Linked DNA regions of Homo sapiens: regions 1, 2, 3, 4 and 5 are each linked to region 6. A link is a loop called in an ENCODE intact Hi-C map of the cell type or tissue named here. Cell type or tissue: OCI-LY7. All regions are shown on one strand. Region 1 has its middle 5.2 kb from the start of PIEZO2. Region 2 overlaps PIEZO2 (piezo type mechanosensitive ion channel component 2). Region 3 overlaps PIEZO2 (piezo type mechanosensitive ion channel component 2). Region 4 has its middle 31 kb from the start of LINC01255. Region 5 has its middle 140 kb from the start of LINC01928. Region 6 overlaps PIEZO2 (piezo type mechanosensitive ion channel component 2).

Region 1 (5,000 bases), 300 kb after region 6:
GTTTAAGAACTGATCAACATTTTCTTAAGTGTTCAAGGTTTTCTCCATAGTGTGTCATTTTTTGCCTTGTGTGCATTTCATCTCACCTGTTTAGATTTATCTTTTTTTTTTTTTTTTTGAGATGAAGTCACACTCTGTTGCCCAGGCTGGAGTGCAATGGCACAATCTCAGATCACTGCAACCTCCGCCTCCCAGGTTCAAGTGATTCTCTTGCCTCAGCCTCCCAGGTAGCTGAGAATACAGGCGCACACCACCACGCCTGGCTAATTTTTGTATTTTTAGTAGATACAGGGTTTTGCCATGTTGGCCAAGCTGGTCTCGAACTCCTGAACTCAGGTGATCCAGCCGCTTTAGCCTCCCAAAGTGCTGGGATTACCGGGGTGAACCACCGCACCTGGCCCTAGCTTTTATCTTTTCTAAATTTGGTTTACTGTTGCACTGATTGACAAAATCATTCAGAAACTCGATCTTTGTCCCAAACACTAATTTGTTTGTATCATGCTTACTAGGAAAACACAGATAATGTGTTTAGCCCTGTGTCATGTTTAGCTCTATGTCTGTTATTCTCTGGGATACTTTGTTAGCTTCCTTTGAAAGATCTCAGAGATGGATATTGTCCCAAATGGGAACTTTACAAAACAATGTCTCCCACAAGGAATATAAAGTTTGTCAACCTGGCATTTTCTTCCTTCAGTGAAATCTGCCAAAATCCATTGATGCCATCCAGCCTGTGGAGAATGTGGTACCTCTTACCAACTTAATTAAGGAGAATATCTTCTAGCATTGGTCACATGTGTTTTTCTTACATATATGTTAACTAAAAAATTTAAATATATATATATTTCTAGTTCTCATTTATAATTATCATTGTGTCATAAGGCACAATATTTATTTGGAAGTTATTTTTGTTAGAAGCCACAGAGATTTTGGCTCTTATTCTTAAGAAAACTTGGAAGCTGAATGGCTTTCTTCTTTTTGCTAATATATGCTGAGGTTGTACATTTTTAAAAAGCTATCAATTTAATGTTTACAGCAGAAGTATTTTCGAAGTCTCCAAATTCCAAAGACCTAGACAACTTCTAATAATGTGCAGGAGACATGGTCTGCTCATACTTCTGCTAAAGAAGTTATCCCTCATCAGAGCAACGCACAGTGAAATTCACTGTCTCTGACATCTGGCCCTTTGGTGGAATCTTCCTGCTAAGCCTACGTAAAATGTATACTGTAGCCTTAACTGCAGTTTGTGAATTGTAATATGGATGCCGAATCTGAAGCACACTGCTGATTTGTATCTGTAGTTCAAAAACCTTGAAAACGCAGCTAACCGACATGTCTATGGGCCTTATCTTTCCAACTAGATTGGAGGATATGAGGACATGGATAAAATTTCATCTATAAAGCAGAATATAAAGCAAAATATTGTTTCCAAGTGAATCATATTCTACTTACACACTTCCATTACACACACACACAGAGGCATGTGCACACAATCTCACACACACATATACACACTCACCCATAACCACATCAGATATATCTCATATAAAAATAAAAGGACCATGTAAACTTGTATTTGGTTTTTGGAGGTAAACACATAAAGGAAGAGATTCCGATTTGTGGGGAGGATGCTCTGCTGAAGTTGGTGACTTGCCTTGGGCACCACAGGCACCCAGGTGGCCAATGCTAAAACATGGAAACCACCATTCATTATTTACAGCCAACATTGTGAGCAGATTTTTATCTAGCAGTTGTCTATCTGCTGTCTGTGTATTTGTTGCTGAAGCCTTTGAAGAGGCTGCTGGTTGTAATATCATTTTTTCAGAAAGGCTTATCATGCTATAAGAAGACTTATGGAAGGGAGCTGGAATTTGGAGGATAATTTTGCAATGAAATTGTAGTAAGTCAAAGCAAGTTACTAACCAAAAAAAATTACAGGTTTTTTTTCTTTACTTGTAACCACTGAGATAAAAAAATTCAACTTGTCCATGTCCTAAATAGATATTTATTAGTTAATGAATCATAATTTGGATTCTAGCTGTGTTTGTAACTGCATCTGGATCTCTGCAATGGTCATAGAAATGTTAATATTCTTAATAAGCTTAGGTGACTTTCATTCATTGGTTTTATTGAGATTTCGAATATGTGTATGGATATGCGTGTGTACAAGTTTTGAAATAAGCTATTTCTAGTTCTAACACTAGCCTATAACTAATTGGATCCCATCCAATGATTACAGTTAACTAGTTTGAAGCTTTGTTCACTTATTCTCCTGCAGTGCCACCTTTTGGCTAGAAGTATATTGAAAAAATACAAGTACTTCTAGCAGAAAGCATGCAATTAGCCACAATCAACAAACAAACATTGATTATAGCCCATGTTGCAGGCTGATGGGCTCAGAAATACAGCAGTGGGCAGAACCAGCATAGCCACTGCCTTCATAAGGTCACCATCCAGCAATGAAAGACAGACATTAACCAACTATGTATAAATAATGAAGAAAATAATACATGCCTGCAAAGAACTCTGAAGAAGTATTGGGCCTTAGGGGAGAGTATAAATGGTAAACCCAACCTCCTCTGGGGGAGGCACAGGAGGACAGATCCCTTGAGAAGGAGATGTATGTCACATCTTGAAGGGTGAGTGTAGATTCACCAGAATGTAAGCTCCAAGTGGGCAGGGACTTTGTTGTTCATGGCTGTATCCCCAGGACCTAAAAGAGCATGGGGCCCATAGTACAGACGGCATAATATTTGTTGACTGAATAAAGGAGTTACCTAGGTGAGAAGAGAAGGAATAATGTTCCCAGGCAGAAAGAACAGATGACATCCCAGAGGCAGCAGAGAGTACTATGTGTTAAAGGATTTAAGAGCAGTTCACAGGAAATTTCCATATTCCATCAACTGGACGTCCCACACAGCTTAAACCGTTTGCCAGGTCATATGGTTTCCAATTTATGGGCTTCTCTATTTTCCATTAAATTGAAACAGTAGTAAACACTTAAGTACAAGCAAAACAACCGACATAGGCAGTCATAGATCACAGGAATAAGGACTGTCACACAGGAAACCTGGAGTTCGCTGTCTTTAGTGTCCTGTCTTCATGCTGCTGTTCGCTTCTCAGATGGGAGACTCAAAGTGCACTGGCAGGAAGTCAAGAGACTTGGGACATTTCAGTTCTGGCAACCTCTTGCTGAAATGTTGCTAAATAAATTGCTTGACCTTTCTGGGTTTTGTGGGTTTTCCCACTTTGGGGTTTTTGTGTGCTCAATCTGCTTTCTTTTAAATCTTTGTACAGGCAGAGCAAATGTGTAGATGCCTTCTGGGCCTGCAGCAATACTGTAGCCAGTGAGATGCAATTCCTCGGGCCAAGAGCACATTCCTGTGATCCACTTACTCCTCTGTAAATGGAGGGCATTGGCGGGCATGAGCAAATGCTTAGCCACACTCCTGAAACAGGAAAGCAGACCTTGAGGGTGAACTTCCTGACTGAAAAGCTTTTCTCCGTAGGTCAGTGTGACACTTTCTCTGGCTTGCCCAGTGACAAGATAAACATCATGGGTTCATCTAAGATTCTTTCAGGTCCTTCAGACAAGAGTTTTGCTTGTTCATATTGGGATGTGAGTACATGGCCCCTGTATTACGGTTCTCTAGAGGGACAGAAAAAATAGGATAGATGTATATATGAAGCGGAGTTTATTAAGGAATGTTGACTCACACAATCACAAGGTGAGGTCCCACAATAGGCTGTCTGCAAGCTGATGAGCAAGAAAGCCAGTCCGAGTCCCAAAAGCTCAAAAGCAGGGAAGCCGACAGTGCAGTCTTCAGTCTGTGTTTGAAGGTCCAAGAGTCCCAAAGCTGAAGAACTTGGAGTCCGATGTTCTAGGGCAGGAAGCATCCGGCACAGGAGAAAGATATAGGCAAGGAGACCAAGCCAGTCTAGCCTTTCCACGTTCCTCTGCCTGCTTTTATTCTACCCGTGCTGGCAGCTGATTAGATGGTGCCCACCCAGATTGAGGGCGGGTCTGCCTCTCCCAGTCCACTGACTCAAATGTTACTCTCCTTTGGGAACACTCTCACAGACACACCCAGGAACAATACTTTGCATCCTTCAGTCCAATCAAGTTGACACTCAGTATTAACCATCACAGTCCCCTTACTAAAATAAGCAGAAGACAACAGTGTGCTTCCCGTCAAGTGAGAAGCAAAACCTCTGGAATCAAAATCCCTCAGCGAGATGGGGGTCCCTGTGTCCCCTTGCCTGGATTATTACTGGCATGGGGTTCCTTCTCTCTTTCTGATGAAGGAAAAAATGCATTTTCTTGTATTCTGTTAACACAGCTGAGAAAAGCAAGCATTTTAAAAAAGAAAACATGCTATAAAATTAAAGGTGAATGAACCCCTGTTGTATAAAATGTCTTTTCCAAAATTCAAGTTTCTGATGTTATGCGTCTCAAAACAGTGACAACTCTTTGAGATTCTGTCAGATAACTGCTCTCCCACCTCAGATGAGTCTAGGGCCAGCTACAAAATTTGTGAGCTGCAGTGCAAAATGAAAATGTGGGCTCCTTGTTCAAAAGGCAGAAAAAAAAGTGCTACTCAGAATCCTTAAATATAAAGGTTTTCCCTTTCTTCTACGGCCTCTCTCTCTCAAATTGCCATAGCACTTTATATGGCCATTTAATGTTCTAAGTGAGTAAAAGTCAAAATCATTTAAATTATTAGCATAATTTAACCATAAATATTTATATTCCACAATGTCAGTTTTAAATCCAAATAAATATAAGAGCATTCAACTCATATGCAGAATTATTGAAATCACACACTTTGTGTTGTTTAGCTTGTACAGGCATATGCACTTTGTTCTTAGCAAACAGTTGACAGACTGCATGGAATGAACTCAACTGTTTTTATTTCACTTCTTGATATACTCACATTCTACCAACATTCTCTGCCTCTGGCTTACTGCGAGTTAAGAGTGGGCTGACAGGGAAAGGAGCTAGG
Region 2 (5,000 bases), 64 kb before region 6:
AGGTGGCCAACCTAAGGTAGGGTTGAAGAGCTGCCTTCCTGCTAATAAGAGGTCTGTGTTTCTTCCAGTGGCTCACCTGTAGATGGTGTTGTCTTCTTTGCTGGGAATGGACTTGAGGTCTGTGAGTTCAAGGAACCGGTCATGGAAGTAGTGCAGGTGTAAAATGCACACCAGCAGAAAGGAGGTTGGGATGAATATGCGAGTGAATAGTTCAGCCACAGTAAACTGCTTTAAGCCAAGATCCTCAAGCCTGCAAAACAAAACAAAATAAAAAGCAGGAACCTCTCTTACGCAATGAAGTCACAAACTCTTTGTGATAAACTACATCACAGTCTTACACTCCTGTCAGGTCTATCGTTTATTGAATCCCTCTCTCCCATATGGTCCAATATGGCTTTCGTTTCCACCAAGCCAGCTAACCTACTTTAACAATGGTCAATAATAAACCTTGACATTCCCAAATTCCAGGACTATTTCTTCAGCTTTATTTAATTAAACCTCTGGTCCTCCTTGAAGCAAGTGTGGTCTTGACACCATCACACTCTCTTGGTTTCTTGTTCCTCCATGATCTCCCCCTTTTCTATTGGACCTCTAGAGGCTGAAATTTCCCCAGGACTCTGTTTTGATCTCTCTTCCAGCTGTGCTTTCCCCCTAGGGAAATCCTCTTCTGTGGATTTACACATCATCCTTACACCAAGGACTCAAAGTGCATCTACAGCGCAGGCTCCTCCTGTAAGATTCTCGTGCCCAAATTGCTACTGGAAATTGGTTGTTTCACAGTTATTTTATATTAGTGCTTCCAAAACAGTATTCTTGATTTTCCTATTTTTCTTGGCAAAGCTGTCCTCCACATCCCTCTCCCCACTCTAGTATCCCTGAACCAATAAATGGTACAACTGTCTACCCTGCGCAAACTGAGAAGTCAGACGCCTCCTGTGTTCTTTTCTTTCATATCTCATTCATCCACATTTCCTTCAGCATCCTAAAGCACCTCTTGAATTGCCCACTCCTGTTATCCGTCTCTGCCTCCACCAAATCTAGGGGAAGCTCCCATCATTTCTCACAGGACCGCTGCTGCTGCCTACTAACTAGTCTCCTTGTTTCTACTCCCACACATCGCTTTTTCTCAGCTAGTCAAGGGATCTTTAAAGATTGGAAAATTCCACCAAGAATAAAATACAAATAATGCTACCTACAAGCCATGCACATCCCAGCTGCCTGCCTGAATTCTCCCCACTCTTCGCTGTCCACTCACCCCCTGTCTTCAGTTCCTCTTATGAACTGTGCCAAACTCTGACTTGCCTCAGGACCTTTGCATGTGCTGTTCCCTCTGCCTGAAATGTCCTTCCACACCCCAGACTCCAACTCACACACTTTTCCTAAGACAAGCTTCTTCTAATGCTTCAACTGTAGTTTAAACCAGCTCCTCAGCAAAGCCCGTGCCAGTCACTCATTTATAGTTCCCCCTTACTCACTGCCTCAGCCTGTTGTCTGTTTCCTTCACAGACCTGTCACAAAGTATAATAGACTTATTTTACACTAAATAGTTTTGTTTGTCTCCTCTGCTAGAATATAAGATCTACAGGGCTTAGATTTTGTCTGTCTTGTTCCCTGTCATATTCCAGGCACAAAACAGTGTCAGCACATGGACAGCATTTAATAAATGCTTATTGTATAGACACTTCAGCTGTGTTGGTGTAGTTACACAGTTATCTTTCCCTTCTAAGGGACAGAGACTTTTAAGGGACTTCCCTTCTCAGCCACATCAATATATTCAGCTCAAAACCCAATGCTGGCTGGATTTCCAAACTAATTTCAGAAGTTTACAGAAGAAAATTAGAGAAGGATAGAGCACTATCTCCCACATGCACAGGAACACCATCTCATCATCACAAGTCTATGAGCACTTGGAGAAATTTATTTCTTTTTGGCGCTAAATACTCCTTAGAATCTAAGCACCCAGCAACATAAATGAGCAAAGTCTGCTACTTTATGTTATAAGTGCATGAACTTACTTAAGAACTGAAGAACTGAGCTCCAATGTGGAGGGCAGAAAGCACGACTAAGTGTTAGGTGTGTTTCACATGAAACTAACATTAGAAAATGTCATTTCATTAAAATTCTGAAAATTCATGGAGTGCCTATTATGTTCTAAGCTAAGGGCTAAGTAAAGAGAACACAAAAACGACTCAGTTTTAATTTCTATTATTGAGGAACTTATAGACATTGATGACATCATGCTTTACTAAAATCTTCCTTAAAGATGCTTTGAACAATATGCATTCAAGTCTTCATCTTGTTCATCATTTTCAACTCAAAATCACTTACTTTTCTTTTTTCAGTCCAGTCATATTTTGCCACAGGCCTGGGAAGTTCTCAAACTGATATGTGTATATAAAGATAAGCACCAGCATAGTGTAAATAACCACTGACATCCAAAAATATTTTAGAATTTTCCTCCACCATTCATAGTGCACCTGCAAATCAGACATTGAAAAAAAAAAATGAGAAAAAATCACTTTTAGGAAAACTCACAAAAATATTTGGTTTAATTCAAGTAAGACAAGTGATACATTTACAAGTGTCTGAAAATAAAGTCTATTTCATTTCTAGTTTTTAATGTTCCGTGTCTATCACAGTGGAGTGGTCCTGGGTTAGAACCCCAGTTTTATAAATGATTGCTAACTGTGTGGGGAAGAGGCTGAACCTTCCATAAGTGCCTATTTTGCAGGGTTGCTACGAGGATGAAATAGATATTGCTTATGGGTTCCTGCAAGCTATCTGGCCCATAGGGGGCGCTCAAGGAACAGTAGGGTAGGTGCTGCTGTCATTGTGGTTATCATTGCTCAGAGAAAACCACATCCATTTTGAAATTGAAAGCAATATTGTATGAATGAAAATGTGAACCAACCACAGAAAAAAGACATCTCGTTTTACCGTAAGCTGTGGATATTCATTAGAGAACATCCATCCTGAATTTTTAAGAGTATTCAAAAGTTCACTGATTTCTTTTGAGATTTTTTTATCTTAACATATTATGTACTCTTGTTTATTGTAGTTCCTTTATTTGTTTTGTTGGCTACCTGCAAGATATTTTACTCTTTCATGTGTTTCTATTATTGGGTTCTCTTTTATCATCAGTTAAAAGTGAGTCTGTGGAGAAGTAACTCATTTTAATGTATCTCATATATTAACTTATTTTAATGAATGAAATTCTTTTAATTAATGAAATATGAAAGCAGTCAATGCACTATACATATATATATATGTACACAAAGAGCAGGCACATGCCACACATATATCTTTTTCTGACCCTAAAGCCTGAAATGCAAAAGTATACCTAGGAATACTCTACGACTTCAGATTATCCAGCTTTTAAATTACTATTTTAAAATATAATTCAATTTTTACAGGCCAGGTGCGGTGGCTCATGCCTGTAATCCCAGAACTCTGGAAGGCCGAGGAGGGCAGATCGCTTGAAGCCAGGAGTTTGAAACCAGCCTGGCCAACATGGTGAAACCCCGTCTCTACTAAAAATACAAACATTAGCTGGAGGTGTTGGCACACACTTGGAATCCCAGCTACTTGGGAGGCTGAGGCATGAGAATTCCTTGAAACTGGGAGGCAGAGATTGCAGTGAGCAATGAGCAGAGATCACGCCACTACACTCCAGCCTAAGGGACAGAGCAAGACCCTGTCTCAAAAAAAAAAAAAGAAAGAAAGGAAGGAAGGAAGGAAGGAAGGAAGGAAGGAAGGAAGGAAGGAAGGAAGAAATAGAAATGTAATTCAATTTTACAGATTTTTTTTGATCAATAATTTTTGGAAAACCTATGTATGAACTTTTTCCTGATTTTTCAACAACCTAAAATTTTTATTTTTACTTTTTTTAGAGATGGCATCTTAATCTGTTGCCCAGCTGGAGTGCAGTGGTACAAGCATAGCTCACTGCAGCCTTGACCTCCTGGGATCAAGTGATCCTCCTGCCTTGGTCTACCAAGAAGCTAGGACTACAGGTGTGCCACCACAACTGGCTAATTTTTTAATTTAAGAAAATGTTTTGTAGAGACAAGGTTTCAGTATTTTGCCCAGGTTGGTTTGGAACTCCTGGCCTCAAGCAGTCCTCCTCCCTTGCCTCCCAAAGTGCTGAAATTACAGGCATGAGCCACTGCACCCAGCCCTGAAATTCTGAAATAGTAAACAAGTTGAAGACAGTCATTTCCCATTTTAGGATTCTTGGGATACGATGTTTGAATCTTGCCAATCACTTTATCCATGTTCATGAGATTCTAGTGATTTAAAATCTCTGCAGAGGTAGCTCATGTATACTCCTGGGAGAGATGTGAGAATTAAAATGGTCAACTGTGTACCTACCTGGTATAGGGCCACACAGAACAGGAACAGCACCATGTAGATGATTTTGTACATTACGATTTTACCCTCGAAGCTGACGAAGAAGAACATGCCTCCGCAGACGTAGATCCAGTACTTGATGAACATGGCCACCACCAGATTGCCCAGGACTTTCATGATGTCCTGCTCATCTTCTTCTTCAGCTTCCTCTTGCTCTACCTTCTTTCTCTCTTGCTTCTCTTCCTTCGCTTCCTCTTCTTCCTCCTCTTTGGGCTCTCCTTCCACTTGTATATCTTGAAGTTCCTCATCTTCAAATAGAAAACTGTGCTGTTATACTTAGCTGGTTATCTGTGCAGACCACACTTTGACCATGTGATAGGTATAGGATGTAGAGGCATGCATTTTCTAAGTTATTGTATAATTTGGATGATTTTAGACTATTCTCATAAACTCAGCAACATTTATAACTAGATTAAAAGTCAATTTTCATAACCTTCTCAAAATATAGTTTACAAGAAAATAAATTTGGTAACACTAATTTATATACAAGATCTTTTTTCTTTCTGATATCCAGTGATAGCTTTAAGTACTGTGAGATGTAAAAAATAAATAGGCAACAATAGCACAAATCTAAATGACTATATCAATTT
Region 3 (5,000 bases), 99 kb after region 6:
ATATTCTGACCAACAGCTCTTTATTTATCAAAGCTTCTTTACGAGATAAAATTAATTTTGTTGACTTAGAAGACTTACTAAAGGGTATGTGTTACAAAAAAATTCGTGTGATGCATTTTTTTTGGTTTAATGCAATCTTTCACTACCAGCAAATGCCAAATAACCCTAATGAAATTTGACCTTGTGCTTAATTTGTTGCATTGATGATGTTTTAAGATTGATGCATTTTGTTTTCTTGCTTCTTGATTAGAATGGGTGTTGAGAGTCTGTGAGTGTGTTCACTAATGAGGTTAGGACATGATAGAAATCACTTTGGCGATAGAGATACGCGCTCGAGTGCTGTGGGGTACTGTGTGCAAATTTAAGCTTGCAGAGGGGGAAATGTCTGGAAGCAGATACAAAACCACCGTTGATTCTTTTTCCAAACTGCCATATAATTTCATAATATTTTACAAAGATATGATCCTCTCTGTCAACTCACACTTATGATGGAGAATTTGACCTTAGATTGATTTTATAATGTGTGTATGTTACAGAAATACAAATACACAAATACATTAAATGGTGTGTTTTGTATAGATACATACAGATGCATACCTTCACTTTCATAACAATATATGTGAGGGTGTTACGGCCTGTTTATAACAGCCAGCCTTTTGTAAACAGGTTGCTTTTATGAAAGCATGTTTTCTCTGCTCCTGAATAATAGATGAAATGTGTCCATCTCAATGCAAAATTAGAAAGTCCTTAAAAGAAGGCTGAATATTAGAACCCTGAGTATTCATCATACAGAAATGGTCATTTGTTGGTTAGTAGAAATTGTAGTTATATCTATTCTGAGATAAAATTTCCGAGGAAGTAATTGTATACATTTTGAATTTTTTAATTGGCTTATGACTGAGAAGTAGGAAACATTTTTTTCTCATTTCCTGCCAGTTTGTAGCAGTCTAAATCAATACTAATGCAGGATATGAGTGATGAGTCTATGTACATTTGCCCTTCACATAATCAATGCAATACACCCTACAAAAACAAGAACAATCAAACAAATTATATTAAAGCAACCTGAACATGCTCAAATAATGCTTTTAAAAAAGAGGTTGGGCTAAAGATCGCACTTGTTCTCAACATTCTTCGTAGGCATCCTCCAAGGGCTTTGTTCTCTAGCCCAGGGGTGACAGGAGAGCTCCAAGAACCTGGATTCCCACTCTGTCTACAAGCACAAAGTGAGGTCAGGGTAAAAGTCAGCCATTCTGGCTCCCGGGTCCCATGCAGCAGCCCTGCACCACATTTTTCTATTCCATCTGGATAAACAATCTCAGAAGTGCATTGAATTGGTTGTGACACCAGCCACAATTGGTTGGAAAATTATTGCATTCATACAAGGCCAGCTTATGCAGAGTATCTAAGGGAAATGCAGAGAGAAGGTGTTTTCTTTCCAGACCCTCTAAGAAGTCATTATCAGATACTTCAAAACAGGAGGGAAAATCATTCAGGAGACTGACACACAGTTGTGGTCAAAGTGATGCCTCTCCTATTTCTCAACTTACATCCTCCACAATGACTGTCACTGATAACAAGACCGATAAGCAGAAGGCAGCCTCCTCTGGCTCAGAAGGCCTTCTAATAGTGTCCTTGAAAGACAGCAATACATTTCAAATACTTCACCAAAAAACACTGGGTGAATAAGATTGAGGCAGTAATGATGGTTTGTTTTAAATCTTATGAAAACAAAGAAAAACAATATTACTTTTAAAAAATGAATGAACCAGGTGTTGAACTCGATTTACATTTGGTAAGAGTTTCTAAAAATGTTGGCAGTACCCTATATATTTTAATGAGGGTTAATATTGAAAATAAATTATGAATTATAGTTTAACTCCAGCCAAGGGGTTAGCATAGATAAGCCCACTTTTTTCATTTGCAAATTAGTATGCTCTATGTAACGAGACGGGGGAAAGTCAATAGATAATCACCAGTCGTCACATCACTTAAAAACTTGAGTGTCTGCTGTGTGCCAGGCACGAGGCTTAAAGCTGAAGGTAAGAAAGAAATAAGCCTCTCTGAAATAGTTCACAATCTAGTGGAAGAGGGAGACTCAAAAACACAACAAAACACATGCTTGAAGGACAGAATGGAAGACAAGGACTGAACAAAATCTACACTCGCAAAAACTAAGGCATGATACTTTGTCATTTCACTGTGATATCTGATCACCGGGTGAATATTACTTGTGTCTTTGGTTATTTCTTCCAACTAGGGAACGAGAAAAGTAAGTTATTGTATATGTGGCTTTATCTATTTCCAGTATTCTGATAACACCCAACTTTGTGTCTCTAAGATTTCTTTTCTAAACCATAGATCCATTTACACACACATTGATCTCAGGATTTCAAACACAAACCTGTCAAACATTTTCCCTTCCCCTTCCTCCTCTTCCCTCTTCTGTACCAAATCCGAGCTTCCTCGTACCGGCCTTACACTGTTTAAACGGTATCTTCATCCACTGAGTTAGCTTCTGTCTCCCATTCCTCAACATGGAATTAGACAATAAGCCTCGCTGATTTTACTCCCAAAATATTTCTTGAAGCAGTCTCCTTTTCTAAAATCGCTCTGCAATTGCCTTAGTTTGGATTCTCATTGTTTTTCACCCAACAGTCTGTGAAAGTCGATCATACAAATTGGGTCATTCTTGTTATACCCAACTGAAACAGCTGAGAAGCTGGGGGAAAAAAACACTCAGGGCACACAACATTGCTCCAAAAATGTAATTCTCTGCAAGTCCAGGTGCTGAAACTACCTGCTGTAACCCGAAACTGGTTTTATCTAATATTTGCTGCAACCACCTGCTGCAATTCTATGACTAATTTTACCCACTGCTGTCAGTAACCAATCAGAGCTTTCCAGCTTTCCAAAACTTTACTAATACCAAAGAACTTTCTCACAAGACAATACATAACATTTCCCTTCTTTATAAAACCTTCTCTTTGTTTCTCAGACATACCAAAGACCATCTGGTCTGTGACTCTTCCCCGAATTGCAATTCTTGTATCCCAAATGAAATCTGACGATTAAGTTGAGGGATTCATCTCTACATATTTTATTTAACTTTGACAAGTCTCTGACCTGTCTTTCTGCCTCCAATGCCCAAATCCCTTCTCACACACATGCATATCCACACCCCAACACGTATGTGCACAAAAATTCACACCGTTGCCAGATAATGTTTCTAAAACGTCATCTGCTGTGTTGCCACCACTACTTAAAACCCTCAGTGGCTCCCTTCCACCTATAGGTTAAATTCTAAACTCCTATAAATGATATCTAAGACTTTCCAAGTTCTTGGATTACTTTCCAAGGTCCACCCCTGGAGGAGAACTTTAATCATTCTTTTGGGAACCACTTCTTTTTATCTCATATTTATCTCTGTACCAGCTTCATCATATGTTATTACAGGACTTGTTGATAAGTCTACCTGTCACCCTTGATTCTGAATTCCCCAAGGGCAGTGGACTGTAGCTTACTTATCTATCATTCCCTGGAGCTAGAACACTTTGGGGACAAGAGTGTGCCAAAATATTCAAGTAATATTTGCCAAATTAATGAATGATTATGAGATATGAAACAGGAAAATGCTATGAAGAATTTATCACTGCCAAATATTATACATAATTATAACTGTACTTTGTCAAGTATAGGGCTTCTTATATTGTGAAACTGTCTCTGAAACATTATCTGATTTGGCCTCCACAATAGCTCTTGGGGAAAGTCATCATGATCTTGAGAACCTGTGGCTGCTTAGTGGTACAGCAAAACCAGAATCTACTGCTCTGATCTCTCTACTCTTCAGTAGAGCCCCCAAAACAAACAGTGAAACAGTGAGAGGAAAATTCCAATGTGTTACCACTGTGGTCGCTGGCTCTTTTTAAATCATTTTTTTTCTTATTAGATTATAAGTTACACAGAGTAAAATTTTTGCATGTATAATTTCTCAATTTCTTACAAATCCATACAGTCATTTAACTACCACTACTGTCAAAATGTAAAGTTCCATCAGCCCACCAAATTCTCCATGGTCATTGTAGTCAGCCACTCCCCTGATCCTCCACCCCATGGTGAGCAATGATGCACTTTCTACCCTTACAGTTTCACTAATTATTGTAAATATAATCATATAGTATGTAGCATTCTGATACTGTCTGAATTCACTTAACATAATGCTGAATTGAGATGCTCTTGCATGTACCCATAGTTTGTTGCTTTCTATTGTTGACCTGTGTAGTCCATCCAGGGACCAAGTTTGCTGAAAGACATTGAAGTTGCTTCCAGTTGGGGCAATGACGAATAAACCTGCTTTAAACATTTGCTTAAAATTTTAAAGTCAAATTTTCACTTCACCGGAGGAAATATCACCCAGTGGGATTCCTGGACTGAATAGTAAGTATATGGTCAAATTTATAATATGTTGGAAGATTATTTTTCAAAGTGTCTATATAATTGTACATTCCCGCCAGAAATGTATTTGAATTCCAAGTGTTCTACATCTCCATATTTCCTCAGCATTTGGAATGCCTTCCCTTCCTTCCTTCCTTCCTTTCATCCCTCCCTCCATCCCTCCCTCCCTCCTTCCTTCCTTCTTTTTTTCATTCTAAGAAGTATATAGTAGTCATCTCCGGTTTTTAACTTGCACTTACCTAATGACTGTGATGTTAAACATCTTTTAATGTGTTTATTCATCATCTGTATATCTTCTTTGGTAAAGTGTCTATTCAAAAATTTTGCCCATTAAAAAAAATGAGATGTTTCCTTAGTATTGAGTTTTAAGAGTTCTTCATAAATACTGGATACAAGTCCTTAATCAGATATATAGTTTGTAAATACTTTATTCCAATTTGTGGCTTGCCTTTTTATTGTATTAACACTGGATTTTGAAGAGCAGAAGTTCTTCATTTTGATGAAGTGTAATTTATCAGTTTTTTCTCTTATGAGTTGTGATTTTG
Region 4 (5,000 bases), 670 kb after region 6:
CGTCTGAGCTCCAGACTCCCAGGCCAGGTGCCAGTGATTATCTTCAAAGCTGGAGGCCAGCTGAGAGGAAAAGTGGCCAGTTGGGCCGTTTGATTAAGTGTTAGTTGGAGAATTTTCCATGGAACATACATTTTGCAATGCAGTTAAGGAGGGAGGGGAAAAAAGTGTCTCTCTTGCAAATATTCTATGGGGAAAACAGCCTGTTGTATGAAGAATCCCGCTCCCCACAGGCTCACCCTAATAGACAAAATCTGAGCATCTACAGATGTGCATGAGGCATGGGCTCTGGTCTGTGCCAGATGGTGACTATGTTTTCCTGCCCTGGGAGAAGGCTGTCTGCATAAGACATCTCATTCAGCAATCTATTAGGACTTCAGAGGCTTTTAGGGGTGACAAGAGCCCACATAAGGATTTAAGAGAGTTAAAAACAGATGTCTGTCTCTTTTATTCCTGGCTCTGAGTCTTTATTGTGAGAAGGTTGCTTTATTGGCCATTTTTCTGTAGAGTTAATCTCCCATTAGAGTGGCTTAGAGCTACGGCCCAATGGGTCTGCCACCTATTTTTATAAATAAAGTTTTACCATAACATACACACTATCCTTACATTTGCATATCACCCATGGCCACTTCCATGCTACATTGCTAGAGTTGAATTATTGTGGCAGAGACTGCTAAGCTTAAGACATTTACTATCTGACCCTTTACAGAGGCCTGCCAACTCTAGACTACAGGCTAAGAGCAGGACTGGTAGGCTTCCACCCTATCACAGCATTCCCCCGCTCACAGCCTCTGCCCATGTTTCACCAGATGGATGAGGCGCTCCCTCTCAGAACGAAAGCAGCCCAGGCACAGTGTTTTGGAAGAATTCCAAATTGTCATCATGTTGCTTGGAAGGTGGCTGGTTTCTTCTGACCCACTCAGCAAAGGAACAGGACTGTACTGTGGGGGACCTACTCGATGCCCATGGCTTGATATAAAATGAGAATCCAGCAAAAGGTGCTGAGGGCTTTGGAGGCTGTGGGTGTGGCAGTCCCTGCATGAGCAGACTCACGTGGCCGCCCTCACAGGTGCAGACACAGTAGGGCCATGGGGTGCCCAGCATCAATGGGAAAGGCAAAAGAAATGAGCTTCTTTATCTCATCTACCCAACAATGACAGAGTCTGACTCATCAACAGGCAACTGCAGCCATACTTTGGGTGGGGGTCCTTAGGGAGCCAATAATTTTAAATTCAAAGTTTGGAGAGGAGGGAGCCTCTGGCTCCCAGGGAAAGCATCTCAGCGACTGACACTAAGAAACTTTCAGAGGCCACGAGCTGATCTTCGGTATCTGCTTGGACTTGGCCTGGAACACTGGGTTTGTCCAGCCCATGGGAGAACCAGAACTAAAGAGCTTGACCACCTCAGTGAAGGGACACAGAGGCCAGGCAGAAGTTTCTCTGCATGCTGTTCTACTCTCTGCCTAGCACTGACACTACAACTCCCAATTCTTCTGTATTAAAAGGAGCACCTGCATATATGCTAACTTTTCAGGAACAGCACACTGACATCTGGCCACTTATGTTTTTTCTGGAGCAAGATACAAGTCCCCTAATTAATTATGGATCAAACCATCAATGCCTAAAAGAGGTGAGTTTCATTCTCATAAAAGGAGCTCAGTTTTTTTAAAGGCTTTCATGTGAATTTTCAGAGCCTGGCAGCATCTTTCTGCTGTGCTTAATAGCGAAGGGTGAATGCTTCATTTTCTACCAAAACACGCCTTCCACGTGTGGGGATCTCCAACGGGCGTCTGGAGCTCTTGGCTGGAGAGGCTGCCTCTGCCCCAGTGCCAGGTGCGCTGGAGAAAACAGGCATGGGAGCACAGGAAGGATCACGGCTGTCGCACAGGAGGCATGGAGCTGACGGGACCTCCAGGGGCACAGGATGGGGTCAGGATAGGCGAGGACCTTTGGATGGCAGGAGATGGCAGAGCATTGAGAAAGAACAGATTCTGCGGAGCTGCGAGGTGAGAGCGAGGGTAGTGGGTTTGGGCTCTGCTATGCGAAGCCGGCTTTGGGTGTCCTTGCATTGCTGGGCCCTTGGGGGCAGGTTCTTGCACCTCTGTTGGCGGATGCGTGCCCTCTAGTGGCAATTTATGGCAGCCAATTCTGTCCTTAACACTGGGGGAGTTGTACATCCCATTCAGAATATGAAAGCTATGCGTTTATCTCCCCAAACCCACACTTCTGAAAATGCACACACAGTTTTGCTGAAAATATATAAATAAGAAGATCAATGAAAGGACAACTCCACCGACGAGACCTTGAAAAAAACACCACATGACTACAGACCCTTCCCGGGTGGCCATGGGGCAGGGCAGGTCGTCTACCCATTGGCCAACAGAATATTTTTTTAATGACACTTAATTTGCAGATGCATAAAAGTGTCTCTGTGAAAACAAAACCAAATTTCAAAGGGGCTCAAATCGCCTCAAATCTTGGTAGCAACGGAGCATGTTTTCAGCAATTAAAAAATGCCTTTCATTTTGGCAAATCCCCTATTTCCTTCCAACCAGTTCTGAAACTACTTTACCATAAAATAGCCCTAGAAATGTTTTTTTCTTCCAGGAAGGTAAATTCAGTTTTTAATGTAAAATAATTTTAGACCTCCCATTCAGACTCTTATATTCATGGTATGCTGTAATTTATTTATTTAAAATTTAAACCTGTTTAAGCTCTGATTTATTTTTTAATTTTTATTTAATATACACAACTTTTATTTTTGAGATGGAGTCCTGCTCTGTCACCAGGCTGGAGTGCAGTGGCATAATCTTGGCTAACTAGAACCTCAACTTCTCGGGTTCAAGCCATCCCCTGCCTCAGCCTCCTAAGTAGCTAGGATTACAGGCACACGTCACCACCCCTGGCTAATGTTTTGTATATTAGTAGAGACGGGGTTTCACCACGTTGGCCAGGATGGTCTCGATCTCCCAACCTCATGATCCTCCCGCCTTGGACTCCCAAAGTGCAGGGATTACAGATGTGAGCCACCGCATCCGGCCTATATACAACTTTTAAAAACACCAGCCAGCAATGCAATTTTTTCTCTTTAAAAAAAAAGAGATTGTTTTCAACCATTCTAAAAAATTTTTAAACTGTATGCAATGTGCACCCTAAAATTCCACCAGATAAGAGAGAAAGGGGAGATAAAATTTTAAATTTTAATCAACTGTAATTTTCAGAAAATAGTAAGATTATATATTAGAAAGAGGAGAAGCTGTCTTTATTTGCTAACCTTTATCTATGTACCATTTCCAACAGAACTTGAGGTCAAAAACCATGTTTTACCTCTTTAAAACCAGTGTTCATATGTACAAAATATGCAGTAAGGCAAGAATATGTGTGGACAACACAAAACACAACTGTATATTTATGTGCTTTAAAATGAATTAATGTCACTGCTCTCACCTTATGCAAAGCTGGAATAGGAAAAAGGAGAGTTTGCATACTGATCTCTCGACATGCCTATTTAGTATTGACAAGACTTCTCCTTAAACCCAGTCTGATTCCAAACCACAGCGTTATCCGAGGGGAACTCCTGGCTCAGGCATGATGAATCACCAGGCTGGAGTCCCGATTCTTGGGGTGGGTACTCTCCTGCTTGGTGCTTTCGTGCTTCTAAGTGGAAATGGCTTCTCCTACTATGGAAAAGGTCTACGTGATAAACAAGCAAAGAAAAACTATCTGTGATCATGGGCCCTAGAAATGAAACATGTTGCTCTTTTTATTTCTTTCATATATTACTTGTCCAGGTTCAATTCTTTCCAGTGGGGCTATTATTGTCTGAGGCTCTGAAAGTTGTACTCATAGGTCAATCAATGTGTATCAGTGACCTTCATCTCTGCAGCCTGTCAGTGCATACCAGTGACCTTCACACCCATCAGTGTGTACCAGTGACCTTCACATCTATCAGTGTATACAGTGACCTTCACACTTAGTGTGTACCAGTGACTTTCACCTTCATACCCATCAGTGTGTACCAGTGATACCTTCACACTCATTAAGGTGTACCAGTGACCTTCACTTTTATGCCTCATTACAGTGTAACAGTGACCCCCCTTCACACCACATGAGTGTGTACCAGTGACCTTCACACATATCGTTGTGTACCAGTGACGTTCACCTTCATGGCCATCAGTGTGTACCAGTGACCACCCCTTCACACCACATGAATGTGTACCAGAAACCTTCACACCCATCAGTGTGTACCAGTGACCTCCCCTTCACGCCCATCAGTGTGTACCGGTGACCTCCCCTTCACACCCATCACTGTGTACCAGTGACCTCCCCTTCACACCCATCACTGTGTACCGGTGACCTCCCCTTCACACCCGTCACTGTGTACCAGTGACCTCCCCTTCACACCCATCACTGTGTACCGGTGACCTCCCCTTCACACCCATCAGTGTGTACCGGTGACCTCCCCTTCACACCCATCAGTGTGTACCGGTGACCTCCCCTTCACACCCATCACTGTGTACCAGTGACCTCACCTTCACACCCATCAGTGTGTACCAGTGACCCTCACTTTCACAGCCATCAGTGTGTACCTTCACAGCCAACAGTGTGTACTGGTGACCCTCACCTTCATACCCATCAGTGTGTACCAGTGACCTTCACCTTCACAGCCATTAGTGTCTACCAGTGGCCCCCTCCCTGAGGCCTTCTCCGCAATTACTCTAGAGTACTCATTTTTGGGAGGATGCCTCAAACAGTTCACATTTAATACAACAGTCACACACAGGACACAAAAATCGTATCCTCCAGAATGCTTAGGACAATCTCCTTTCACCAAACACTTGCAGAACCATTTGCTTTTGATGAGTGAGACACGGCCATGAGCAATCTAGTAGACAGCTGAGTTGTGACCAAAAGAATTTCATCCCTCCTTCACTCATAATGAGACTTTGAAAGACGACCTCGCTGGCCATAAAGCTTAGTCTTGGGTTTTCACTTATTCCTCTG
Region 5 (5,000 bases), 460 kb after region 6:
CAAAGGAAAAGGCAAGAGTTTATTGGGGAAAGAGGAGATTACGCAAGTTGTTTTGAAAGAAAGCTTATTGGTGCTGGCGGCATCCTGCAAGAGCTGGTGACTCTGATGGGCCAGTGTCAGTCATTGCAAGGTAGGACTTCTGATCTTGGGGTTTTAGTTAGGCCCTTGTAGTTTTGGATTGGGTTGGTGAGACGGTATTGAAACCGGCAACTATTCTGTATTGTGCTGCTAGCTGTCCTTGTGTGACTCATGTGGTAAGCTGTGGTTTGGAAAAAGATTGTGATAGTTCCTGTTATCAGACAAATCTTGAGTGATTTGCCAGCTCTGTCTGCCAGGGTCTGACACAAGGGACGCTATTCCTGATTGTTCTTGAAGTGCATTCTAATTGTATCTCTCACAATGACAGAGTAATGGCCATTTTGCTTCATAGAAATTAGTAGGCAAAAGAAAGAACTGAGGCAGGCAAACCCCAGAATTGCATCTCAGCCTGGAAGTGTTTTTGGCTTCACTCAGAATTCAACAGCGAGCTAGCCATGAAGGAAAGCAAGTTTATTAGAGCAACAGTGGGCAACAAAATGGCCACTCCACAGACAGAGCAGGGCCATCCCATAGGCAGAGCATCTTGGAGCAGCAGCAGCCAGGGTAGCAGCCCAGAGCAGCAGTCCCCACGGATTGCTGGCGAGCCATATTCATACCCAATCTCAATTATATAATAATTAAAGGGCAAATTATTAGGAATTTTCTAGAAAAGGGGCAGAGGAGTTCCCAGAACTACATAAGGTAACTTCCAGGTCATTGCCATGGCATTTGTAAACTGTCATGGCGCTGGTGGGAGTGCCTTTTTGCTAATGAGCAGTGAGGACAACCAGAGGTTGCTTTTGTTGCCATCTGCTGGTTTCTGCCAGTTTCTCTGCTACATCCTGTTTAGATCAGCAAGGTTGTGATCAGAAAACAAGTCCTGCTGATCTCCTACCTCAGAACTATTTCTGTGGCTAGTATTTTGCTGTGATGAAGTTTTTCTGAACTTATTTTGACCCAGTAACCTTTTCATCTGGCTGACCTTTCTGTGGTCTCTGGACACCTAATGGAGATGCATAGTAACAAAGGCACGAAACCCTGAGCAGGTACACAAGAAGGGCTTTTCAGGAGAGTTCCACTGTGTTGATGTCTTTATTATTTTCTTCTCAGGTGTTGCTATAATCACCCGAGAAAGCCCAAAGAAAAGGTGGAATGAACAGTTCCACTAAGTGATGTGAGAAGTCTGTCAGTCCCATTGCAAGCCAGGCCAGATATACAAAAAATTCTGCATTATCTGTTCTTCCTCATTGTTTGGTACCTGATAGTGTTACCAGCCAGGTGTAGGTCTGTTCTGCCCATGTGCCGTAAATCAATCACTGTAACACTAGTTTTGTAAGAGGGAAAGAATTTATTCCCAAGGACACCAAGTGCGGAGGTGGGAGAATAGTTTTCAAATCCACTTCCCTGAAGATAAGGCTGAGGGATATTTATGGGTTAGGGACACAGGGTGAGGAAAGGTGATTGGCAGTGGGGGAAAATGAAGTAACAGGTTCTTTCTGCACAGGGTTCACAGTATTTCATAGGACATATGTATAGAAAGGCGGCATTAGCATAACATAAGGGTGGAACTTTGGGCCTTCTGAAGTCAAAAGGCCACCTCTCGGGCACTTGCACAGGCTCCGTTGAAGTGTCAGTGGTCTCAACCAGTTTGAACTGAACAGGAGCTGGCCCAAGTTTCTGAAAAGCAACAGAAGCAACCATTACCATGTTGACCTGTTAATGTTATGCATAAAGTAGTCAGTGATGATTAAGTATCAGCGTTGAGTGTCAAGGCCTTTGGCTTCATGGAAAACACGAATAAACAAAAACAACAAAAAAGCAGGCCATCAAAAGCAAACAGGGCAGGCATACCTGATGAAATTAACCCCTTGGTTTCAATAGTACTAGCTGTAAATGGGCTCCTGGAGTTAAGGCATGATATATATATATATTAGCGTAGGAGCAATATATTTGTCACAATAATGGCTGTAGCTTGAAAACAAAGGTAGCTCTTTTAAAGACTGGAGCACAAGACACAGCAGTTGGAAAGGCAGAGGGCAGGGGTGGATGGCAGGGCAGGGGCTGGCAGAACATGGCCACCAGAGGTCAGCATTGAGACCACAGTCCTTAGGGTCAAGTGCAGGTGCTAGATAAAGCTTTTCATTGAATCATCAGAAATAAGGCTTAACAAGTTACCATCCTTCAGAGTGGTAATATGCTGATTTAAATTGATCCTACATTATAAATAGATTGCAAATTTTTAAATTTTTATTTCCTTATAAAATGAAAAACAGGGGTTGTAAATAGCTTACATAAACACATAAGTATTGTAACAAAATTTAAAATATACTTGCTGAAGAAATTACAGAAGAGGAAGCAATAGAGAGCTGGTGATAAAGCAGCAGTAAAGGTAACACCAAAATCCATCCCTTGAGATCTTTTATGTTGGTAAGTAAGCCACAAAAAAAATTGTTCTAAGTATTTTGGCTACAGATTCAAGGAGGACAATGACAGTTAATCATCTGTAAATATTTCTCACAATGTAACTTTTGTTAGGTAGAGAAGGACAGTGGTTCCAGTTTAATGTGAAGCCACAGATGTTAGCTGATTGGAGGGCGAGGCAGGACTAAGGTCTTCCTGTGATGCTGAGCGGTCTGAAGAGGGCACACACCTGATCCCCTCTCTCCACAGATAGGGACTAGGGGGCTACTTATGAACAGAGCCACAACTGCTCTCAGAACAATTTAGGTTCACTATGACAAGGTGCTGAAGGGGTCATCTAGTCCCTAAAGTTCTGGCTAATAAAGCAGTGCTTTGGAGGTGGTTACAACAATTAAGCCCTTTATGTAAATGAGGTCTTATATGAATGCCTAGTATCTACCAAATCCATGACCAGCAGCCCCATCGAGGCAGGGTGGGTACCCACAGCTGCGGTCTCCCATCTCTCACAGAGAGTCTTCTGGGAGTGTTCCAAGGCAGCTTGATGGCAGGTCCTAAGTCAGTCACCTTACAGTCAGATTACCAACAAGTTCCAGAAAGCTTTCCTTTTGAGGTTAACAAAAACCAGACATTTTTAAAATCAAGAATAATCAAATGCCCACCTTATAACTAAAAAAGAATCAATAAAGCTCTCACAGAATATTTAATACCAAGTAATAAAACTTCCTGGTGCACTCACCAAGATAAAAGGATTGTAAAGTATATTTCTGGGCAACTGAGTGACTTAAAATGCCACATAAGTTTGTTATCTTGAAGACAATAAAATGGTGATGGAGGTCTAACAAAAATATTGCCATTGAATATTATCACCTGACTCTGAAAGTTACTGATGTGAAACCCACATCTTTTCATCTTTATTTATAAGAGTACATTATTGTTGTTTTCCTCTGTGAATGATGGTGTCATCCAAAGAGCTTTGTTTTTCTACTATTTTGTTTTTGAAATGTTATAGATTTAAAAGCTTATATGTTTGTAGAAAGCAAATTTAAAAATTAAAAAATATTTTAGAGCACATTCCTATTTGACCCTACGGGAATGTGTCCTATTTGACACATTCCTATTTTCTTATCCTGCAAGAGATAACACCTACTAAACTTGACCTGCAAGTGACATAAAGGACAGATTTTGAGTGAGGGTCAGAAACAAGGGCGTTTAAATTGAGCTTCTGCAGTGAATTCTACTACAGGTACATGTCCAGGGGTGCAAATAACTGGGGTAAAATTAATAAAGATACTATTTATCAACTTTAATATATAACTTCATAACATTAAAAGGGAGTAGCCATGCTCAAATCCCAGAAGTTCCTGATTGGCCTGGGAAAAACATTTTTAAATTTAACTAAGAAAGAAGCCGGCGTCATTTGAACAGAAATGACTCATATAATATAACCTTAAAGGAATAAAGAGATGATCTTTTTGAAAATAGGGTAAGCTACGTATCATATCCACCAGGTATAATCATACCTACATAATCATAAAATCAGAAATATAAGCAGAAGTGGGCAAGAACAAAAGCTACTTTTCCAATTTTGCTTAAACTGTTTTAGAGGCAGGAAATCTTTTCCAGTTTTTTAAAAAACCATGCCATATAAGAAGACTGTTCATAAAGTAGCTTGAAGAAATGTGAATGACTAAGATTATCTGATTTCTGGGAAGATGCTGGGATGCTGGGATGCTGGGATAAACAGAAGACATATTATTGCTCTATCAGGTGAGATGGGGGAGTGCACAGAAGTGTGGGCCGACAGGTGCAGGAAGCCGAGGCCGGGAATCAAGACCAGCATCTCCGGTTCACACCCATCTGCCCTCACCTCCGCCGACTTTCCCATCTGTCTCTGGACTGGGGTCCCAGCTTGATAACACACTGCAGTGCATTTCCTCTGTTTTGCATGTGATCCTTTGGGGCTGGGCCTGGGAGGCAGCAGCATCTGGATAATGGCTCATGACCACCACGACTACTTCTCGGGGCAATTAACAAGAAAACATCCTGAGCTGAGAAAGAAAGAAGGGCTTGAATACAAGTGGAGACTGAATAAGCCGACCATGGAGGAGGAGAGAGCTGGGAGGCTTGAGGGAGATGTTTACAAGCCTGAGAAGCAGCAAACACAAGCACCATGACACAGAGGCAGCATGTGCAACTCTTCAGGACAAAATGCATCCGGAAGAGAGAAGATGATTTTTAAAATAAATATAATTTGAACTTTCGGAGAAATATGAAAGGCTACAGTAACTATAAAATAAAAACAGAAGGCATGAAAGTATATTTTTAAACAATTTTAAATAAGTACAGGTACCAAGATCTGGCTAATTATTATGGTATTTAATCAAGAACAACCCACAGGATGTATTCCTCCTTCACCCATGTACAAAGAACAACTGCATCTAATATTTGTCCCTGGTTTTAAATCTTCCTTTCTTATGTGTTTACTTCTTTTTATTTTTTTA
Region 6 (5,000 bases):
CATTTCAGCCTCCTGCCATCCCCTCCACTCTAAGTACTTCAGAACTTTAAACTGAATTATCCAGATCACCACAAGATAAGCAAACCAACAAAAAGCCCTCTTTTTGTCAAGAAGTGTCTTTAGAAGAATTCACCCAAGGATTCCTTTTTTTTGAGACAGAATCTCGCTCTGTCACCTAAGCTGGAGTGCAGTGACACGATCTCAGCTCACTGCAACCTCTGCAATCTCTGCCTCCTGGATTCAAGCAAATCTGCCTCAGCATCCCGAGTAGCTGGGTCTACAGGTGTGTGGCACCACGCCCAGCTCATTTTGTATTTTCAGTGGAGACGGGGTTTTGCCATGTTGGCCATGCTGGTCTCAAACTCCTGCCCTCAGGTGATCCACCTGCCTTGGCCTCCCAAAGTGTTGAGATTACAGGCTTGGGCCACTGCGCTTGGCCCCTCTCCCAATCCAGAATTTCTTTAGGTATCTTCTTCACAAGGACGCAGGCTGTGATGTGCGGCCAAACTATTAAAATTGGCTTTTAACTGAAAGCACCACCAAGTAGAAAAACTCAAGTTTATCACGTACAGGTGTGTTTTAAAGCCTCTCAGAGGCCACAGATTCCCAGTAGTGAAACAGGAATTGAGTCCTCCCGCCCCCGGCTCCTTTGCTTTGCTCAGGGCACCATCTGCATCGTTAACGCAGGATGCCTATAGGACAGAAGCCGCCCAAGGATCCCTGAACCGTAAACGGGGCCAGCCCTACAAGTAGGAAACGCATGAGGATATGCACACCTCGAGCTGGGGGAAACCGAACATCAGCCTCATAACATTAATTCTTCCATTCTTGCTTCCTGTCTTGCAAACTGTAGTGTTTGCTGTCTACTGAAATTCCCTATGAAAATACAAAACCTTTGGAAGAAATTACTTTGCATTAGCTGAGGCAAATTTTGTTTAGTTCACCATTTTTCTTCGGGAGACCTGCCAGACTAACAGCTGCCATAGGGCTCTATTCTTTTAAACAGACTGTTTTGAATGGTATATTACTGGTCTTAGATTTAGTTATGTGGATACACTTGAAGCTTTCTTCTGCTGGATCAACTTCTGAGTGTGGTCACTGAGTTTTGCAGTTATTGTTATAATAGACTACAGCACTTCAGATTTGGGAAGAATAATCTCAATTTCAGACCCAGTATCTTAACCTCCCCTAAGTACACCTATCTCTGTCACATAATAAGTCCTACATTTTGTTTTGGAAAATATGCTCGTGCCACACCTGTGTGCATAAACGGAAGGGAATCACTAATTCTCACCCTCTCCTGGATAAAAGTAATGCAAAAACTCAACCACATGTGCAGATGAAACTGGAAGGAAGCACGTGATTTTTTGGGACCATGGGGTGAAAAGAAGGGATTACTCTAGAGAAAAATGAAACTCCAGCCCTGTGCCACACATCGGCGTGGAATTTCAGTTTATACCATATGCATGGGGAGGGCATCGCAAACCGGTAAGCTAGTTAACATTATGTTGGCCTAGGACCTGGACACCTGTGCATCCTCCAGCAGAAGCAAGCACCCCCACAGCCCTGCAAAGGCTCTTTCACAGCTGCGAGAATGTGGGGTTGCAACTTGCTCATCATTAAGTTTTGTTTAGATTTAGAAGTAATGTGGGCACTTGTTGCAGCCTTATTCATGAGAACAAAAATGAGAAATCATCTACGTGGTTAAAACTCAGGGGTTGACTAAATTCTAATATAGCTACACAATCACTTTGCACTCTATGAAAATTACATTTTAGAACATTTTATAACATAGGAAAATACACAGTTTGCATAAATACAGCAAATTATAAAATAGTATGTGCAATATGATTCAAAATTTGTTTGTAAAAAGTACCTATAGACATAAGAAAGATTCTGAAAAAAATTTGGCTAAAAAGCAATAGTATTTATTTCTGGGAATAAGGATTACATTTTAAAGTGTTTTTTCTTATTATTTTATTTTTCCAAATGACCAAAAAACATGTGTTTAGTATAACAGTGTGACAAAAAATATCAATTCAATATTTCTAAAAATAAGGTTAATTCTCACCAGAGAGCACATTTGAAAGCTTTTTTACCAGAAGATAAAAATTGCTTGGACTGTTTTAAGGGCAGCTTTATCTATCCAGGAAGTGAGACAGAAGGGCTGGAGTCTCCGTGGTTATGAAATTTGTGATAAACACCCACCCATGGTGATTTTCTTTATTTCTATGTTTGTTTCCTTCTTTCTCTTTTTCTTTTCTTTTCTTTTTTTCTTTTATCTTTTTTTTTTTTTTTTTGCCAGTCTGCAGTTTGTTTTCTTCCAACTCAGAGTTTGGGGTTAATAACAATACACTGAAATTATGCCCTAGGATAAAGCTATGGTTTAAATATGCTAATTTCCATGTTTTAAAGGAATAAAATGTAATGTCCTGTTATCGGCAAGTTAATGGGGAGGAAATCTACAACAAGGAACTTTACATACTGCATTGTTTAGCTCACATTTTCTATTCCCTGATAAGCAACTTAACTTCCAATGTCTTACTCTATGAGATTATAATAACAGACCTTTTAAACTGTTAAGGGGATGATGTACCGAAATGTCTGTAATAAATTATAATTTTACTTTTATGACAATTCAAATGAAGAGCAAATATGATGTTATTACACTATTAGAACTGTTAATATCTTTACCATAAGATGATAAATTATAGCCCCTGCGCCAAGTGTAGTTCAGTGCTTGTTTTGGTGCCATGTATGAGCTAATAATGATTTTTACATTTTTAAATGGTTGGGGAAAAATTTAAAAAAATTTTCATTAAATGTAAAAGGAATATGAAATGCAAATTTGTATTTGTAGTTTTACTGAAATACAGCCATGATCATTTTACATGGTGCCCAGCTGATTTCACATTATAATGACTTCTTGAAAGAACTGTGACAAAGAGCATATGGTTCTCAAAGCCTTAACTATTTACTAAGCTTTACAGAGAAAGTTTGCCTGATCTAGTATTTTCGAGGTGGTTCTGAATATTCTTTGTATTTTCTACCCTCAGCCGCTAGATGGCATAAAAGATCCTTAAGCCAGTAGAAAGAATAAACCAAAAACCAAAAAACTTCTGCCCTACAGAGGATATTTACATTTTCAATTAAGTCATCCTCTAAAAGGCAGTTCTTTCAGCAGTACAAAACTTTTTGCTATATGTGTTCAACAAACTAAAAATTAAACGTTTAAAGGAAACTAAAAGCATTAATTTAGTCTAGAAATAATGTCTGCACTGAAATTTAGCTTTTATTCACTTCTGCCTGGAGTAAATATTATGTGAATATGCACTATTAAAGAGGCTCCCCAGTTTTACTGTGTCTATACAAAATTCTTTTCTTATTAGACTGAATTTCACTTCTCCAGTTGCCAGGCTAATACAATCAACTGAGCCAACTGGATTTAGAATAAGGTGGGAATGTGTGTGTGTGGATGGGTGTGTGTGTGTGTGGGTGTGGATGCTTGTGTCCAGCACCAACTTTTACTTATTTTAACTGAATTTAAGTGGTCTTAAAGGATTTGACTGAATAGCTCTCTATAGCATGTGCCCTCTCTCTCTCTCTTTTTGTTAGCACTGTATAGACACAGTCAGCCACAACTAGTTTTACCACGGCCAAATTTTACACATAAATCAATCAAAGCAAGGCCACTGGGCCCTCTCACACATTCTGTCTTTATAATTTACGATCACATTAAAACCACATTATGATGTCTTGAAAGGATGCAAACCTGTATTGCTGGTATGGTAATAATATTCATGTTCTTTTAAATTGCAGGTTCCTCATTTCTCAACAAGAAGACAAAAAGCACTACATTACCATCCAGAGGCACAGCAGAGAGAATTCTGGCACCGTCTTCACCTAACACTCACACCCTCTTCTACTGTTACAGAGGTAAGTGGTCAGGCATGAGTGGGGCAGGAGAGGGCACCCCCCACCCACCAACCGGGAACGTCAGGAGACCATAAGGTGATAGTCAGGAGGTTTTTACACTGTTTCTCTAAAATAGTAATTGGTTGCAGCTGGGGGCTTGGGAAGGCAGTCTCCCAATATACAGAAAAAAAACAAAACTGGTGATCAACAGTTTCCCGATAAGACTTCAGGAGTTGGGTGAGTGGGCTCAAGCATGTGCAGTAAGAGGTAAAATGGCGGAGTTTAACTGGTACATGACCTTGTAGGAGCATTCGGTGAGGGAAGAGCACTTCAAGTGAGCGAAGAGCACTTCAAGTGAGCATGCGCACAACTCCAGTAAACAGACTACATGCAGCCCCTCCCAAGGGCTGGCAGGCCACTGTGCATGCAGACAGCCCACCCCCAGGGAAGAATCAGGGGAAAAGGGGCCCAAGACCCCGGAATCAAGCCAATGTATAAAACCCCAGTCAAAGGTCAAACCGTGCACTTGATCTCAAGTCGCCTGCTTAGCCCACTTCCAAGTGTACTTCACTTCCTTTCATTCCTGCTCTAAAGCTTTTTAATACATTGTCACTCATTCCTGCTCCAAAACTTGCCTCAGTCTCTCCTGCCTTATGCACCTCAGTAGAATTCATTTTTCTAAGGAAGCAAAAATTGAAATTGCAGCAGATCCATGGGAATTCGCTGTCAGTAACATACTTTGGTGCTGCGAGACTCAGATGTGTTTCACTGCTAACATTACCATTTCTGTCCCCTTTCTTTTTTCTGGAACTGTCAATTATGAACCTTTCCTCATGCAAAGAAAAGTTCAAATAGGACAGTGGATAACCCTATACTGATCACCTAGTTTAAATAATTTGATTTGTCTTCTCTCTGTTAACTATTCCTATGTATGTATGTATCTATCAATCTATTATGTTGGTTGTTAAGCCATTTTTAAGTTGCAGACATCAAGGCACAGCTTATCTAAATAACTCACCATGTATCTCCTAAAATAATGGCATTTTTCTGTCTACCCACAAAACCATCATACACCTAAGAAATCA

What was found. A loop is a pair of places that touch in the nucleus more often than their neighbours do. Peaks named below come from ENCODE experiments on the same cell type or tissue, not always from the same donor. Only the 100,000 strongest peaks of a DNase experiment are listed, where the experiment ranks them.
Region 1: a loop joins it to region 6, with 11 times the contacts of the local background. A loop is called at or near these places in 80 of 110 quality-filtered maps.
Region 2: a loop joins it to region 6, with 7 times the contacts of the local background. A loop is called at or near these places in 11 of 110 quality-filtered maps.
Region 3: a loop joins it to region 6, with 12 times the contacts of the local background. A loop is called at or near these places in 2 of 110 quality-filtered maps.
Region 4: a loop joins it to region 6, with 2.5 times the contacts of the local background. A loop is called at or near these places in 7 of 110 quality-filtered maps.
Region 5: it touches region 6 in a loop (2.9-fold over the local background); 7 of 110 quality-filtered maps call a loop at or near these places.

What each region holds. Positions count from the first base shown.
Region 1 is chr18:11,152,303-11,157,302 of GRCh38, forward strand. No RefSeq gene overlaps it. Among named protein-coding and RNA genes, the nearest start is that of PIEZO2, 5.2 kb to the left of the region's middle. In OCI-LY7, CTCF peaks have their summits at 2,287 (motif pointing left) and 2,486; a DNase peak (open chromatin) is centred at 2,269.
Region 2 is chr18:10,784,708-10,789,707 of GRCh38, forward strand. PIEZO2 (piezo type mechanosensitive ion channel component 2) reads right to left here. Exons shown (of 56, transcript NM_001378183.1): 15 at 4,372-4,658; 16 at 2,329-2,477; 17 at 77-250. Among named protein-coding and RNA genes, the nearest start is that of MIR6788, 28 kb to the left of the region's middle. In OCI-LY7, CTCF peaks have their summits at 89, 2,793 (motif pointing right) and 2,994; a DNase peak (open chromatin) is centred at 2,814.
Region 3 is chr18:10,948,290-10,953,289 of GRCh38, forward strand. All of the region lies in intron 3 of PIEZO2 (piezo type mechanosensitive ion channel component 2), which reads right to left. Among named protein-coding and RNA genes, the nearest start is that of MIR6788, 190 kb to the left of the region's middle. RefSeq lists enhancers at 1,317-1,476, 3,709-3,858. In OCI-LY7, no CTCF peak of the experiment used is centred here; DNase peaks (open chromatin) are centred at 1,492, 2,802 and 3,472; H3K4me3 peaks cover 3,589 bases; H3K27ac peaks cover 4,959 bases.
Region 4 is chr18:11,517,158-11,522,157 of GRCh38, forward strand. No RefSeq gene overlaps it. Among named protein-coding and RNA genes, the nearest start is that of LINC01255, 31 kb to the left of the region's middle. RefSeq lists an enhancer at 1,889-2,389. In OCI-LY7, CTCF peaks have their summits at 2,124 (motif pointing left) and 2,329; a DNase peak (open chromatin) is centred at 2,104.
Region 5 is chr18:11,308,525-11,313,524 of GRCh38, forward strand. No RefSeq gene overlaps it. Among named protein-coding and RNA genes, the nearest start is that of LINC01928, 140 kb to the right of the region's middle. In OCI-LY7, CTCF peaks have their summits at 913 (motif pointing left), 1,124, 2,155 (motif pointing right) and 2,359; DNase peaks (open chromatin) are centred at 877 and 2,177.
Region 6 is chr18:10,848,873-10,853,872 of GRCh38, forward strand. All of the region lies in intron 7 of PIEZO2 (piezo type mechanosensitive ion channel component 2), which reads right to left. Among named protein-coding and RNA genes, the nearest start is that of MIR6788, 92 kb to the left of the region's middle. In OCI-LY7, CTCF peaks have their summits at 3,063 (motif pointing right) and 3,267; a DNase peak (open chromatin) is centred at 3,079; H3K27ac peaks cover 490 bases.